Linked DNA regions of Homo sapiens: region 2 is linked to region 1. A link is a contact called in ENCODE Hi-C or POLR2A ChIA-PET data. All regions are on one chromosome and are shown on one strand. Each heading gives the region's core, a stretch centred on a gene start or an enhancer-like site at or near the end of the contact. The rest is flanking DNA. Distances are from core to core; before and after follow the strand shown. Region 1 overlaps COA8 (cytochrome c oxidase assembly factor 8). Region 2 overlaps PPP1R13B (protein phosphatase 1 regulatory subunit 13B).

Region 1 (7,400 bases), core at 4,730-7,229:
GGAGGTGGCTAGGCAATGGGTGCTTGCTGCCGATTGGTCTGGGTGCAATCACAGGGGTGTGGGACTCATCCTCCTGCATGCCGAGTGGCTTCTGGGCGGGTCCAGGAGGAGCCATCACGTTGGACTTGCAAAAAACCTGAAAAGATATCTCAAAAAGCCAATCTTAGGTTCTGCAATAGAGATGCAGGAGTAATTGGAGAAGTTGCAGATCTTGTGACCTCTGGAATGATGGCTGGCACCTTACCAGAATTCAGACTCCTCACCTCCTCCTAGCCTGGTAGGGTCTCTCATTAGCTTAAGAAAGCTTAGCTCCATCCTGGCTAACAGGGTGAAACCCCATCTCCACTAAAAAATACAAAAAAATTAGCCGGGCGTGGTGATGGGCGCCTGTAGTCCCAGCTACTTGGGAGGCTGAGGCAGGAGAATGGCGTGAACCTGGGAGGCGGAGCTTGCAGTGAGCCGAGATCTCGCCACTGCCCTCCAGCCTGAGCGACAGAGTGAGACTCTGTCTCAAAAAAAAAAAAGAAAGCTTAGCAAAGGTGGTTGAGTTTCGGGAAAGGGCTGTTATTATTTAAACCAGAAACTAGGCCCTGTGTGGTGGCTCCTACTTGTAATCCCAGCACTTTGGCTGAGATCACGCCACTACACTCCAGTCTGGCAACAGAGCGAGACTCCGTCTCTAAGTAAATAAATAAATCCAGATTGTACATTTTATAATACTAGAGATTCATTTTGTCATATGTTAATCCAATTTACTTTGTTAAAGGTCTCAAGATTCTGCCCTCCAAGAAAGTCTTGCCATGATTGGATAGGACCCCCAGATAAATATTCAAACCTTCGACCTGTTCACTTTTACATACCTGAAAATGAATCTCCATTGGAACAAAAGCTTAGAAAATTAAGACAAGAAACACAAGAATGGAATCAACAGTTCTGGGCAAACCAGAATTTGACTTTTAGTAAGGTAAGTTTAAGTTTTAGATCAGAACGGAAGGGTGCGGTGGCTCACGCCTGTAATCCCAGCACTTCGGGATGCCGAGGTGGGCAGATCACGAGGTCAGGAGATCGAGACCATCCTGGCTAACACGGTGAAACCCTGTCTCTACTAAAAATACAAAAAATTAGCCCGGCGTGGTGGCGGGCGCCTGTAGTTCCAGCTACTCGGGAGGCTGAGGCAGGAGAATGGCGTGAACCCGGGAGGCAGAGCTTGCAGTGAGCGGAGATTGCGCCACTGCACTCCAGCCTGGGTGACAGAGCCAGACTCGTCTCAAAAAAAAAAAAAGAAAAAAAAGTTTTAGATCAGAATGAGAAATAACACAGTTGGCCACTTGAGGGTGCTAGGTGTTTAGTATATTGCTTTGCTATTTGTTACGTGGTAGTACTGGGTCTCAGTCCATCCCCCGCACTGTATGTACATATATGCATATAGTTTTAAAAACTAATATGTAACTGTATATAAGAAATGGTCATTCGTAGAACCACAGATCTTGAGACTTTGAAGGATGCAATGTGTGAGCAGCAGAGCCAGAACTAGAAGTACATGTTTTACACACATAGGTGTGTGTGTTTATCTTTATGAGAATACCGGTTTTTTTAGGTGGGGCATGATGGCTCTGCAATCCCAGCACTTTGGGAGGCTGAGAGGGGTGGATCACTTGAAGCCAGGAGTTTGAGAGCAGCCTGGCCAACGTAGCGAAACCTTATCTCTACTAAAAATATAAAAATGAGCCAGGTGTGGTGGCATATGCCTGTGATCCCCATGACTTGGGAGGCTGAGGCACAAGAATTGCTTGAACCCAGGAGGCGGAGGTTGCAATGAGCCGAGAGCGCGCCATTGCACTCCAGTCTGGGTGACAGGAGTGAGACCCTCAAAAAGAAACCCGTTTTTGTGATGTGTTGTCATTCTTCCTGAGAATTCAAAAAAAAAAAAATTTTTTTCTTTTTTGAGACGGAGTCTCGCTCTGTCACCAAGCTGGAGTGCAGTGGTGCGATCTCAGCTTACTGCACCCTCCACCTCCCAGGTTCAGGTGATTCTCTTGCCTCACCCTCCCGAGTAGCTGGGATTACAGGCACACACCTCCGTGCCCAGCTAATTTTTGTACTTTTAGTGGAGATGGGATTTCACTCTGTTGGCCAGGATGGTCTTGATCTCCTGACCTCGTGATCCGCCCACCTCGGCCTCCCAAAGTGTTGGGATTACAAGCATAAGCCACCATGCCCAGCAGAGAATTCAAAATTCTTAACAGGATACTTATAAATAAACTGTGTAAGAAAGAAGTATAAATAGTCTAAACCAGAAGAAAAACATTTAACTTTTTTTTTTTTCTTCTGAGATGGAGTTTCACTCCTGTTGCCCAGGCTGGAGTGCAGTGACATGATCTCAGCTCACTGCAACCTCCACCTCCCTGGTTCAAGCGATTCTCCTGCCTCAGCCTCCCAAGTAGCTGGGATTACAGGCGCCCGCCACCACACCCGGCTAATTTTTGTATGTTTAGAAGAGATGGGGTTTCACCACATTGGCCAGGCTGGTCTTGAACCCCTGACCTTCAGGTGATTCGCCTGCCTTGGCCTCCCAAAGTGCTGGGATTACAGGCATGAGCCATCGTGCCCGGCAACATTTAAACTTTGACTTTCCATTTGAGTGGGCTATGTCTGGTGGGGTATATTTATCATATTCTGTGGAGGGTTTTTTTTGTTGTTGTTGTTTTTGTTTTGAGACAGAGTCTCACTCTGTTGTCCAGGCTGGAGTGCAGTGGCGTGATCTCGGCTCACTGCAACCTCCGCCTCCTGGGTTCAAGCAGTTCTCCCGCCTCAGCCTCCTAAGTAGGTGGGATTACAGGTGCCCACCATCACATTGGGCTAATTTTTGTATTTTTAGTAGAGACGGGGTTTCTCCATGTTGGCCAGGCTGGTCTGGAACTCCTGACCTCAGGTGATCCACCCACCTCGTCCTCCCAAAGTGCTGGCATTATGGGTGTGAGCCACTGTGCCTGACCTATTCTGTGGATTTATAAACAAACAGCGTCTCCCAAAGTTTATTGAACATCTTCTCAAATCCTGTTTCAAGCACAAAACTTTTAACCACATTCAGAGGGTTTTAAACGAGCTTTGAGATGGGTCACTAGCTTCTCAGAAAATCCACATCTAAACTTCTCCAGTACACCGTGAGCTGTGCTCTAGCCAAAGAAAAATGGAAAGACAGAGAAAGGAGTTCTGAGAGCCTTTTTTTTTTTTTTTTTTTTTTTTTAAGGAAAAAGAAGAATTTATTCACTCAAGACTAAAAACTAAAGGCCTGGGCCTGAGAACTGAATCAGGTTAGTGTGTTTGTTTGATTGTTTTTTTTGCTTTCTTTGCGTTTGAGCTAGTCCATGAAAAGGGAAAGGAAGGGCGGTGAGAGAGGTGGGGAAGTTCAGGGCGGTCCTTGGCCTGCTTTGGGGCAGTGCTCGGCACACCCCTGTCCAAGTTCTCTTGCACACCCAGTTCCCAGGCATGGCTCTCCAATCTCAGCTCCCTCCTTTCTCTCCGGATTTTAGGTGGTTATGATGGATGACCAACCTCTGACCTTTGACTTTCGTACTGAGGTCTCAGCCTTTGCAGCTTCTCCCTCCAAAGCAGCTTTTCTTCTGATTCCTGATCTCAGTTCAGTGCTCAAAATAGCCTCTCCTTATTTTCTCCTGGTGTCAGTGTTAGGCCTGAATAACATCTCATGCTGTTCGTTAAACAGATGTCTGCTGCCAAAAAGTTGTTCTGATAGAAAATCCAAAATCATCGACCCCAAAAGCCAAGTCTGTCATTGGGCTAAAGTGCCATTCCTACTAATCCTTTGCCTCACCTGATTCATTTGGAATAAAGGGCCAGGAGCTTGAGTCACCCCCATGCCAGGACCTCTGTTGCTATTTGCTGGCTGCTGGAGAGGTGGGGTCTTGCGGGCCCTGGAGAGGTGGGGTCTTGTGGGGCAGAGCTGGAGCAGATGCTGCATCCAGCAGTAAGCATGAGAATGAGCACTCACAGTTTTGGGTCCTGTGCTGGACACTGTGCAAGTCCTGTGCATATATCACCTGTTGCATTTCCCACAGTGACCCAATGAAGTAGATACTGTTATCTTTACCATTTTATAGATGAGCAACCTGAGGCTTCACCAGAATTGCACAGTGAGAATGTGGCGTGGCCTGGATTCTCACGTCGGGAGTCGGATTGCAAAGCCTTACTGGGCCTCGCCGCGCCCCATGGCTGTCAGCGCATTCCATGCTGACCTGGCCGTGTATGCGTGCGTGTGTACGCATGTGTGTGCGTACGTGCACGTGTGTACATGTGTGTGTGCTTGTGTGCACACCACATGTGCCGTGTCCATAGGTCTGTCATCATATCAGGTAGGACTAGGTCGGCTCATAGCTTGGAAGGGCTTTGGAGACAGCCACTCTCCTAACAGATGGGAGAAGTTGTTTTGATTCTTACTAAGGTCCCAGAATCCTATTGATGGCTTTGCTGAGTATTGAAAGGCTGGCCTTAAATTAGGTTTGAAACTGAATTTGGTAATAGGACAGGATGTGTTAAGGAAGGGAAACATACAGGGAGCTGCCTGCTCTGGCAGCTGTTGAAAGTGAGCAGGCCACGGTGCCTGCAGTGGGAGTGGGGCAGCAGGCGTGTCACCTTGGGCCAGAGCACATGTCTTGTACACGGTTGCACCAATGCGTGAGGATGTAGGTCCCCAAGAGCCAAGAGAAGGGGAGCTTTGTTGAATACGTGATATTGGAGAAAGCTTTGGCCCAAAAGAACAAATTTAGATTCGTTCTCTCTGCAATACAAATGTATTCCAGTGGGTCAAAATGTTAATTATTATTAATTTCTTTTTTTGTTTCTTGAGTCAGGGTCTCACTCTGTCTCCCAGGCTGGAATGCAGTGGCACCATCTAGGCTTACTGCAGCCTTGACCTCCTGGGCTCAAGTGATCCTCCCACTTCAGCCTCCCAAGTAGCTAGGACTGCAGGTGCACGCCAGCACCACACCTGCCTAATTTTTGTGTTTTTTGTAGAGACGGAGTTTTGCCGTGTTGCCCAGGCTGGTCTCAAACTCCTGAGCTCAAGCAGTCCACTCACCTCATCCTCCCAAAGTGCTGGGATTACAGGCGTGAGCCACTGTGCCTGGCCAAAAAGTTAATTATTAAAAGTCAGGCCGGGCGCGGTGGTTCACGCCTGTAATCCCAGCACTTTGGGAGGCTGAGGCAGGGGAATCACAAGGTCAGGAGTTCGAGACCAGCCTGATCAACATGGTGAAACCCCGTCTCTACTAAAAATACAAAAATTAGCTGGTCGTGGTGGCACTTGCCTGTAATCCCAGCTACTCAGGAGACTGAGGCAGGAGAATCACTTGAACCCAGGAGGCGGAGGTTGCGGTGAGCCGAGATTGCGCCACTGCACTCCAGCCTGGGTGACAGAGCGAGACTCTGTCTCAAAAAAATAAAAAAAGAAAGTCGATTGTTTATGGATTAAAGAGTTAGATACATAGTTCGCAGCTGTAGAGCATCTAATAGGATATAACAGACTCACCATTATCTGGAGGAATGATACCGTCCTGAGCTTGAGGGTGAAGACAGAGATATTCAAGAACATAAAAGCTGAAAACGTCTGTGTTAAGACTCCTTTTGATCCAGGTTTCTGGACAGGAGAGTTTGCTGAGCATATGTGGAGGTGGCTCAGTACCCAGAGGCGGGTGGAGCTGGCCCCAGTCATGGCCTGTGCTCAGACGCTAGGACCAGAGCAATTTCTTCCTCATGTTTAAACTTTTCTCCTAGGCCACTGCCTTACCTTTCTCATGCTATAAACTGGCTTTCTCTGCCTCCTTGTTTATCCCTCCTAAGTTCAAAGAAGCAGTCAGCTGAGGAGGCTGCCTTTCCTCAGGCTGGCTCCAGCCCGGTTGGGAGGTGCCCGGATTAGCTGAGGCAGAGGTGGGGCTTGTGCAGAGAGCCTGGCTGCTGCCATGGAGACGGGAGGAAGCAGGCAAAAGAGCAGGCCTGCTGGCAAAGGATCAGAGGGCTGGGTAGGCGCAGGGATCAGTGTCCCGGAAATGTGAGGAAGGGCAAGTGCTGGCAGCAAAACAACATGGGCAATTTGGACTTCAGGAAAAGCTGCCACAAATACTCAGAAATAACACACATTTATAGACAAATAACGTGACTACAAGAAGAAAAAATTGTTCAAACTCTAAATTTTACAAGGCATATTTGTTTATTTTTTTGAGATGGAGTCTCACTCTGTCACCAGGCTGGAGTGCAGTGGCGTGATCTCGGCTCACTGCAGTCTCCACCTCCGGGTTCAAGCAATTCTCCTGTCTCAGCCTTCCAAGTAGCTGGGATTATAGGCACCCGCCCCCACACCTGGCTAATTTGTGTGTGTGTGTGTGTTTCGTAGACGGAGTTTCACCATGTTGACCAGGCTGGTCTCAAACTCCTGACCTCAAGTGATCTTCTCATCTCAGTCTCCCAAAGTGGTGGGATTACAGGCATGAGCCACCGCGCCCAGCCTACAGTGCATATGCAACAAGAAGTCATCATTTCATGCTTACTCAGTTCATGGGGGAATGTTTTCAGTCTTGAGACTCAGTGCTGGCGGAGTTACATCAAAGGTGGATGGCAGCAGAAAATCCTCAGCCCCTTTTCCAGAAGAATTTAGCTACACATATTTACATATACCCCAGGAAGCAGGCAAATGATGCTCATGAATCATCTCTAAGAATTCATGTGAGAGCCAGGCTTGGTGGCTCATACCTGTAATCCCACCACTTTGTGAGGCTGAGGTGGGTGGATCACTTGAGCCCAGGAGTTTGAGACCAGCCTGGGCAACATGGTAAAACCCTTTGTCTACAAAAAATTTAAAAATAAAAATAATTAAGGCCGGGTGCGGTGGCTCATGCCTGTAATCCCAGCACTTTGGGAGGCTGAGGCAGGCGGATCACCTGAGGTCAGGAGTTTGAGACCAGCCTGACCAACATGAAGAAACTCCATCTCTACTAAAAATACAAAATTAGCCAGTCGTGGTGATGCATGCCTGTAATCCCAGCTACTCAGGAGGCTGAGGCAGAAGAATCGCTTGAACCCCGGAGGCGGAAGTTGCACTGAACCGAGATTGCACCATTGCACTCCAGCCTGGGCAGCAAGAGTGAAACTCCATCTCAAAAAAAAAAAAAAAAAAAAAAAGCCAAGTTTGGCAGTATGTGTCTGTAGTCCCAACTACTCGGGAGGCTGAGGTGGGAGGATCACTTGAGCCCAGGGGGTGGAGGCTGCAGTGAGCCGAGATTGTGTCACTGCACTCCAGCCTGAGTGACAGAGCCAGACTGTCTCCAAAAAAAAAATTCATGTGGGGAAACATGGGAAGAGTTCAGCTGTGTGTTCCTTGCAGCACAATC
Region 2 (7,363 bases), core at 4,470-6,969, 200 kb after region 1:
TCCAATAATTACTAAGTCTCACAAATTAATAAGAGCCAATTAGATATCTAAAATGCATACTAGCTCCCTATCCCCTGCAATAGTACTACAACATGCTATTTTAGTCTATAAATGTGAATAACTTTTTTTTTTTTTTAAACAGAAATGAGGTCTACTCTGTTGTCCAGACTGGTCTCAAACTCCTGATCTCAAGTGATCCACCTACCTCGGCCTCCCAAAGTGCTGGGTTTACAGGTGTGAGCCACCACGCCCGGCCCAATATGAATAAATTTTAATCATAAGACTTATTCACATAAGGCCCAGGTGGTAGCTCATGCCTGTAATACCAGAACTTTGAGAGACTGAGGCAGGAGGATCACTCGAGCTCAGGAGTTCGAGACCAGCCTGGCCAACATGGTGAAACCCTGTTCTCCACTAAAAATACAAAAATTAGCCAGGCGTGGTGGCGCATGCCTGTAGTCCCAGCTACGTGGGAGGCTGAGGCAGGAGAATTACTTGAACCTGGGAGGCAGAGGTTGCAGTGAGTCGAGATTGTGCCACTGCACTCCAGCCTGAGAGACACAGCAAGACACTGTCTTAAAAAAAAAAAAATTCATCCATATCCATTCAATTCAATACACATTTATACCCAAGGCAAGATGCTAGGAATAATTAGGGCTAGAAAGAAACTGGCAGGAAAATGGGCTATCAAAGTGCACAGATAACAACAGAAAACGCATCCCATGCCACATGAGAACTATGACAACACCCTGGGAGCGCTCTGCTTCCAACCTCATGGCTGACAGGACACCCTGTATCACACTCCTGGTAACAACACCTAAAAGGCAAGATAAAACACAAAACATGTTTTTAAAAGCATCACTGAGTTGGCACAACAGTAAGGAAACTACAGGGACCAAAAATAAAGAGAAACCAGAAACCTTGGGCAATAATAAAAGAACTCCACAGCTGGCTTTTGTCCTGAAGGTTTTTGCCCACCTGCATACTTGCTCCCTGGCAGCTGGTGAAGTCTGGCATTAGGAGGTAAAGACTTAAGCTCATTCCATTGTGGAGAGTCCAAGAGGAGATGCCCACAAACGTCCAGGATGCGAAGACCTACAACCTCAATGTAAGGCTAACTATGAAATGAACCCCCCAACAGAAGGGGGCAGTAAGGAACCTACCTTTCTCTATCACTGAGTGGAAGGAGAGACGGCCCCCTAACTATCTGTAACCACTAGACAGCTCTCATGAAAGCGTCATGATCCACAAAAGGACAGTAGAAATTGAGCCTAGCTTGTGCCTAGTTACTGACAAAGGCCTTTCAGGAAAGGCCTGACTTTATCCAGGTGTCAAAAAATGCCCAGAGGTAAAGTTCCAAGGAAAACGAGCAGCTCATTGTCAAAAACCAAAACACAGAGCAATCAAGGAGCCAGGACTCAACAGTCAGCAGAAGTCACGTTCAGATTGAGAAATTATTAGTTGCTGAACATAAAATATGTTTAGTGTGTTTAAAATGTAACCAAAGAGCAACTAAGAAGATTTAAGAACTAACACTTCTTTTTTTTTTTTTTTTTTTTTTGAGATGAAGTCTCCCTCTTGTCCCCCAGGCTGGAGTGCGATGGCGTGATCTCAGCTCACTGCAACCTCCGCCCCCTGGGTTCAAGCGATTCTCCTGCCTCATCCCCCTGAGTAGTTGGGATTACAGGCGCCTGCCAGGACGCCAGGCTAATTTTTGTATTTTTAGTAGAGATGGGGTTTCACCATGTTGGCCAGGCTAGTCTAGAACTCCTGACCTCAGGTGACCCACCCACCTTGGCCTCCCAAAGTACTGGGATTACAGGTGTGAGCCACTGTGCCCGGCCTAAAACTTCTAGAAGTGAAAATTTTAATGAATTTTACAACAGCTTTACTGAGGTATAATTCACATATAATAAACTGCATATATCTAAAGTACACAATTTAATGTTTTGACAAATGTATAAACTATGAAATCAGCACAATCAAGAAAATAAATCCATCCTCTCCCCAAATTTCCTTGTGCCCTTTTGTAATCCCTTCCTCCTATCTCTTTGCCCCCCACTCCTGGTTCTCATATCCACAGGCAAACACTGACCTTCCCTGTTACTAGAGATTATGTTTTCTAGAATTGTATATGAATGAAACCATAACAGTATTCAGTATGTAATCCTTTGGCTGGCTTCTTTCAGCACAATGATTTTGAGATTCATCCATGTTGTAGCATGTATTAGTAGTTCATTTCTTCTGATTGTTCAGGAATATTCCACTGTGAGGATATACCATAGTCTATTTGTGCATTTATCTGTTAACGAACATTTGGGTTGTTGCCAGATTTTGGCTTCAAGCCAAATCAAACTGCTATGGACAGCCATGTACAAGTCTGCACAGACATTTGCTTCCATTTCTCTAAGGTAAATATTTAAGAGTAGAGTTGTTGGGTCATACAGTAGATTTATGTTTAAGTTTCAAACTACCAAATTATTTTCCAGATTATACCATTTTACATTCCCACAAGCAATACATAAGAGTTCCAATTTCTCCCTTTCCTCACCAACACTTGTTATGATCAGTCTTTTTAACATTAGACATTCTAATAGGTGTGTAATGCCACTTCATGGTGGTTTTAATTTGTATTTTCCTAAAGACTAATGATGGTGAACACCTTTCCATGTGCTTACTTGACATTCATATATTTTATTTGGGGAAGCACCTGTTCAATCTTTCACCTGTTTCTTTTTCTTTTTTTTTTTTTTTGAGACAGAGTCTTACTCTGTTGCCCAGGCTAGAGTGCAGTGGCGCGATCTCAGCTCACTGCAACCTCCACCTCCCAAGTTCAAGTGATTCTCCTGCCTCCCAAGTAGTTGGGATTACAGGCGTGCACAACCATGCTGGGCTAATTTTTGTATTTTTAGTAGAGACAGGGTTTCGCCATGTTGGCCAGGCTGGTCTCGAACTCCTGACTTCAAGTGATCCACCCGCCTCAGCCTCCCAAAGTGCTGGGATTACAGGCATGAGCCATTGAGCTCGGCCTATTTCTTTTTTGAATTGGGTTGTTTGTTTTCTTATTATTAAGCTTTGGGAGTTCTTTATATATTCTGCATCTGAATCCTTTATCAGGTACATGATTTGCTAGTATTTTTCCTAGACTATGTCATACCTTTCAAAATAATAATAATAAAAGCACCTTTTATGTATTAAATAGACAGACACAGCTGAAGACAAAATTCACTAACTGAAAGATGAATCTTAGGACAGTATCCAGAATATAGTACAAAGAGACCAAAAAAGAGAATATATAAAAAAGAAATTAAGAGACAAGGAGAATAAAATGAAAGATGAAGGTCTAATAAGAGTTCCAAAAGAAGAAAACAGAAAGAATGCAGAAGATAAAATACTTCTCGAGATAACAGAGAATGTTCCAGAGCTGTTGACAGATGCCAATCCTCAGAATCAGTAAATTCAACAAAGCCCAATAGGGAAATTAAAAGAAATTCACACCTGGCTCTGCTCACAAGGGAGGATTAATCCCAATTTCATTAAATCCCAAAACTCCACTAATTGACAGTAAAGGGATTTTTACATCAAATAATATAAAACCACAAAAGCGGGACTAACAGCAGTGCACACAACACAGATGTTTGGAAGTTGGCAAAAGAACAGACGAGAAATAACTGACCTAGTACATCTGAGACAAACCTCAAGCCAGAAGGAGTAAAACTGGATAAACACTCCAGTTACAGCACAGAATCTTCAAAGTTTCAGGAACTGACAACACCATGTACCTCTGGAAAGGGGAATAAAATGTAGGGACTGAAAATAAGGCAGACTGAGTGAACAATATTTAAGAGGCAGTTAAATCCCTATCTACTCCCCAACTCCATGCTCCTAGGTGACTGCCTCTATCCTCTCCTGGCATAAGTCTAAAAGTTTTTCTCTAGACAGTTGAAATGTTATCTGGCCTAGGAGATGATAGGCACAGTTGAGTCTTGGGCACCATATGGAAAACGGTGCCTGGGTGATTACATTAGCAATGAATGCTTCTGGAAATAAACATCACATTTATGGTCAATTGATCTGACAAAGGTGTCAGGCAATTCAGTGGGAGAGAGAATAGTCTTTTCACCAAATGGTGCTGGGATAACTGGATATTTACATGGAAAAGAATTAATTTGAATCCTTTAACTCACACTATACACAAAAATTAACTTAAAATTGATCATAGAACTACATGTAAGAGCTAAAACTATAAAGCTCTTAGAAGAAAACACAGGAGGGTAGGATCAATTGGTCTTGGCAACTTACTGGATATCCTAGAATAAAGCAAAAACTGACTCAGATTTTAAAACTGCTTGGCTGAGAAGACAGGAAAAAGTTCTTCCAGGACACCTAAGTCGAATGTGTCTTTCCTCTTTGCTGATCTGGCTCTGAATCCTTTCACTGTAGCAACTCAAGAGAACTCTATGCTTAGTCCTGAGTGGTCCTAGCAAACCACGGAACCTGGGGACATCTTGGAAGCTTCAACACAGGCATATATAATGAGAACAAATCAATTTGCCTTTATAGCATAATGACAAACCAGCACAGTAGTATTAACCTGACTTGCTGGCCTACAATTTTCAGAGAGCAGAACTTCCCCGGCTTCTTAGTTCAGCAGCTGCTGATGGACATCAATCACACCAACTCAGCATCCTGCCCTTCTCTTCCAACCCACACTCCCCCCTTTCTTCACAGCTCTCCTTAATCTATCCTTAGATGTCTCAGCCCAGAAGTTAGAAGGCTTATTAGCATGTCATTATTCTATAACCAAGGTATACACAGAAACATTTTGGGGGAAGATGTTTTTCATATCTTAAAATGCACGTAAAACCGCTCTGTAGACAATAAAGTGTTTTAGAAGGTAACGTATTATTAAGCTTAAAAGGTAGATGTGTAAGCCATAAAATACAGTAACATCTTTGATGTGATGCTTCCAATCCTAAATTATTCCTCTAGAGGAGCTCTCATACCTTCCTCTAATTACAAGCCACATAAAGGATAAAAACACATTTTTCACTTTGGTTTCAGGTTTCAATTTTGTTGATCTTGAAATATACACATTATCTCCTTATTAACAAGAAAAAACTTCATCAAGGAAAAGGTCTCATCACATCAAAACTGGTCTACCCAATTTATCATACATTTGGAATGCTTTCCTTTTGAGTCTCTTCCATATATTATATCATATACAACACACCTCACTTCTTCAACACACGGCCTACTCAATGTATCTATTTAATCTTCCCTGAAGTTCAGGTCATGGTAATTCTTTCTTCCTTTCTTTCTTTCACTTATTATTATTATTATTTTTTTTTTTTTGGAGACAGAGTCTCGCTCTGTCACCCAGGCTGGAGCGCAGTGGTGCAATCTCAGCTCACTGCAACCTCTGTCTCCTGGGTTCAGGCGATTCTCCTGCCTCAGCCTCCAGAACAGCTGGGATTACAGGCACCTGCCATCATGCCCAGCTAATTTTTGTATCTTTAGTAGAGAGAGGGTTTCACCATGTTGGCCAGATTGGTCTAGAACTCCTGACCTCAGGTGATCCGCCTACCTTGGCCTCCCAAAGTGCTGGGATTACAGGAGCTAGCCACCGCGCCCGTCCCATGGTAAATCTTAGAACTCAAAAAGATCTTCAACATTCTGTTGGACAAACAAGCTATAAATGCTTGCTAAAGTGTAACCTGGATGTTCCCAAGCTTGGCATGGCAACATAGTCACATGGGGAGTTTTCTAGGCCCCACTCCAGATTTACTGAATGAAAATTTCTACCAGTGGTGTGTGTGCGTCTATTTCTTAAGACGTCCTGAAGCAGATCCGCCTGGAAGAACTCTGTAGAGGCTCTTGATTTGCAGTGGACAAATCTCTACTCCAATGACAGAAGGCAGGAATGTGAAGAGGGAGAATCTATAATCTTAACAACAGGAATATTTCTCCCTGAGTGGCAGAAGGATTATGATATTGAAACCAAAGAGAAGAAAATATAATCTAGTATACCACATGGCTCTGCAGTGGATAATACCTGCAAAATCTAAAATAATGAAACTGCTAAATGGTTTTCAACTTTATAACCAATCTACAGACAAAGCAAAAAAGGTTTATAGTTAGATAACAATATACAAATATTGTCAACCTTTACAACATGAAAGTCTGGTACAGCTGCAAGAGCTGGAAGGAAGGAAGGAAGGGAGGAAGGGAAGGAGGGAGGGAGGGAGGGAGGAAGGAAGGAAGGAAGGAAGGAAGGAAGGAAGGAAGGAAGGAAGGAAGGAAAGATGGCAGGGGCCTAATATTATCATTTTACAAAGAGCAAGGTCCAGAGATACTGTTTAAAGTTGATAGTACAAATAAACAGAGATTTAAGTATATGAGGTAGGGTCACAAATATAGCCAATAAAAGAACTAGCAATTCAATAATAAGTTGGGAAGTAGAGAGGTGAAATAACTTGCTCAAATTCAGCTCATTAGAAAGCTCCGAGGCCAGTGGGCTAAACATGGGCCAGTCACACTCTAGATTCCATGCACTTTACCAGTATCTCACCATGCCCAGCCCTGTGTGAGGAAGGAACTTGCCTAAGCTTAGATGCCTAGTTAGTGTTACAGCCAGAAAAAGAAACTCAATCAGGCTGGGCGCGATGGCTCACGCCTGTAATCCCAGAACTTTGGGAGGCCAAGGTGGGCGGATCACAAGGTCAGGAGATTGAGACCATCTTGGCTAACACGGTGAAACCCCATCTCTATTAAAAATACAAAAAATTAGCCGGGCGTGGCGGTGTGCGCCTGTAGTCCCAGCTGCTGGGGAGGCTGAGGCAGGAGAATGGCTTGAATCCGGGAGGCGGAGCTTGCAGTGAGCCCAGATCAGGCCACTGCACTCCAGCCTGGGCGACAGAGTGAGACTCTGCCTCAAAAAAAAAAAAAAGAAACTCAATCTCTAGTCTTAAAATTACTTGTTACAGTTATCTTCAAATTTTCAGAAAAGACCACATTAAAAATGTCCCTATTTGGTTCATTCTTTCAACATACACCAACATTTCGGCTTTTTTTGAGATGGAGTCTCACTCTCTTGCCCAGGCTGGAGTGCAGTGGCACGATCTCGGCTCATTGCAACCTCTGCCTCCTGGGTTCATGTGATTCTCCTGTCTCAGCCTCCTGAGTAGCTGGGACTACAGGCGCATGCCACCACGACCAGCTAATTTTTGTATTTTTAGTAGAGATAGGGTTTCACCATATTGGTCAGACTGGTCTCGAACTCCTGACCTCAGGTGATCCACCGACCTTGGCCTCCCAAAGTGCCAGGATTACAGGTGTGAGCCACCACGCCCAGCCAACACCA

Evidence for each region. A loop is a pair of places that touch in the nucleus more often than their neighbours do. ChIA-PET counts read pairs that join two places held with the same protein, here RNA polymerase II (POLR2A). Pooled maps may share reads with other maps.
Region 2: a loop to region 1 is called in a map of CD4-positive, alpha-beta T cell, with 2.2 times the contacts of the local background. The contact joins two enhancer-like sites. A Hi-C loop is called at or near these places in 1 of 168 maps with a recorded cell type or tissue (CD4-positive, alpha-beta T cell), 3 of 37 single-sample maps with no recorded cell type and 1 of 50 pooled maps. POLR2A ChIA-PET finds 5 or more read pairs at or near these places in 2 of 52 experiments (WTC11 and activated T-cell).

Annotation. Positions count from the first base shown.
Region 1 is chr14:103,570,857-103,578,256 of GRCh38, forward strand. COA8 (cytochrome c oxidase assembly factor 8) reads left to right here. Exons shown (of 5, transcript NM_001370595.2): 2 at 767-964; 3 at 3,251-3,314. Among named protein-coding and RNA genes, the nearest start is that of COA8, 12 kb to the left of the region's middle. Within about 2 kb of position 5,980, at least 19 of the 41 ENCODE cell types and tissues checked have a DNase peak (open chromatin) inside an H3K27ac peak, as active enhancers do.
Region 2 is chr14:103,769,937-103,777,299 of GRCh38, forward strand. All of the region lies in intron 4 of PPP1R13B (protein phosphatase 1 regulatory subunit 13B), which reads right to left. Among named protein-coding and RNA genes, the nearest start is that of ZFYVE21, 58 kb to the left of the region's middle. Within about 2 kb of position 5,720, at least 2 of the 41 ENCODE cell types and tissues checked have a DNase peak (open chromatin) inside an H3K27ac peak, as active enhancers do.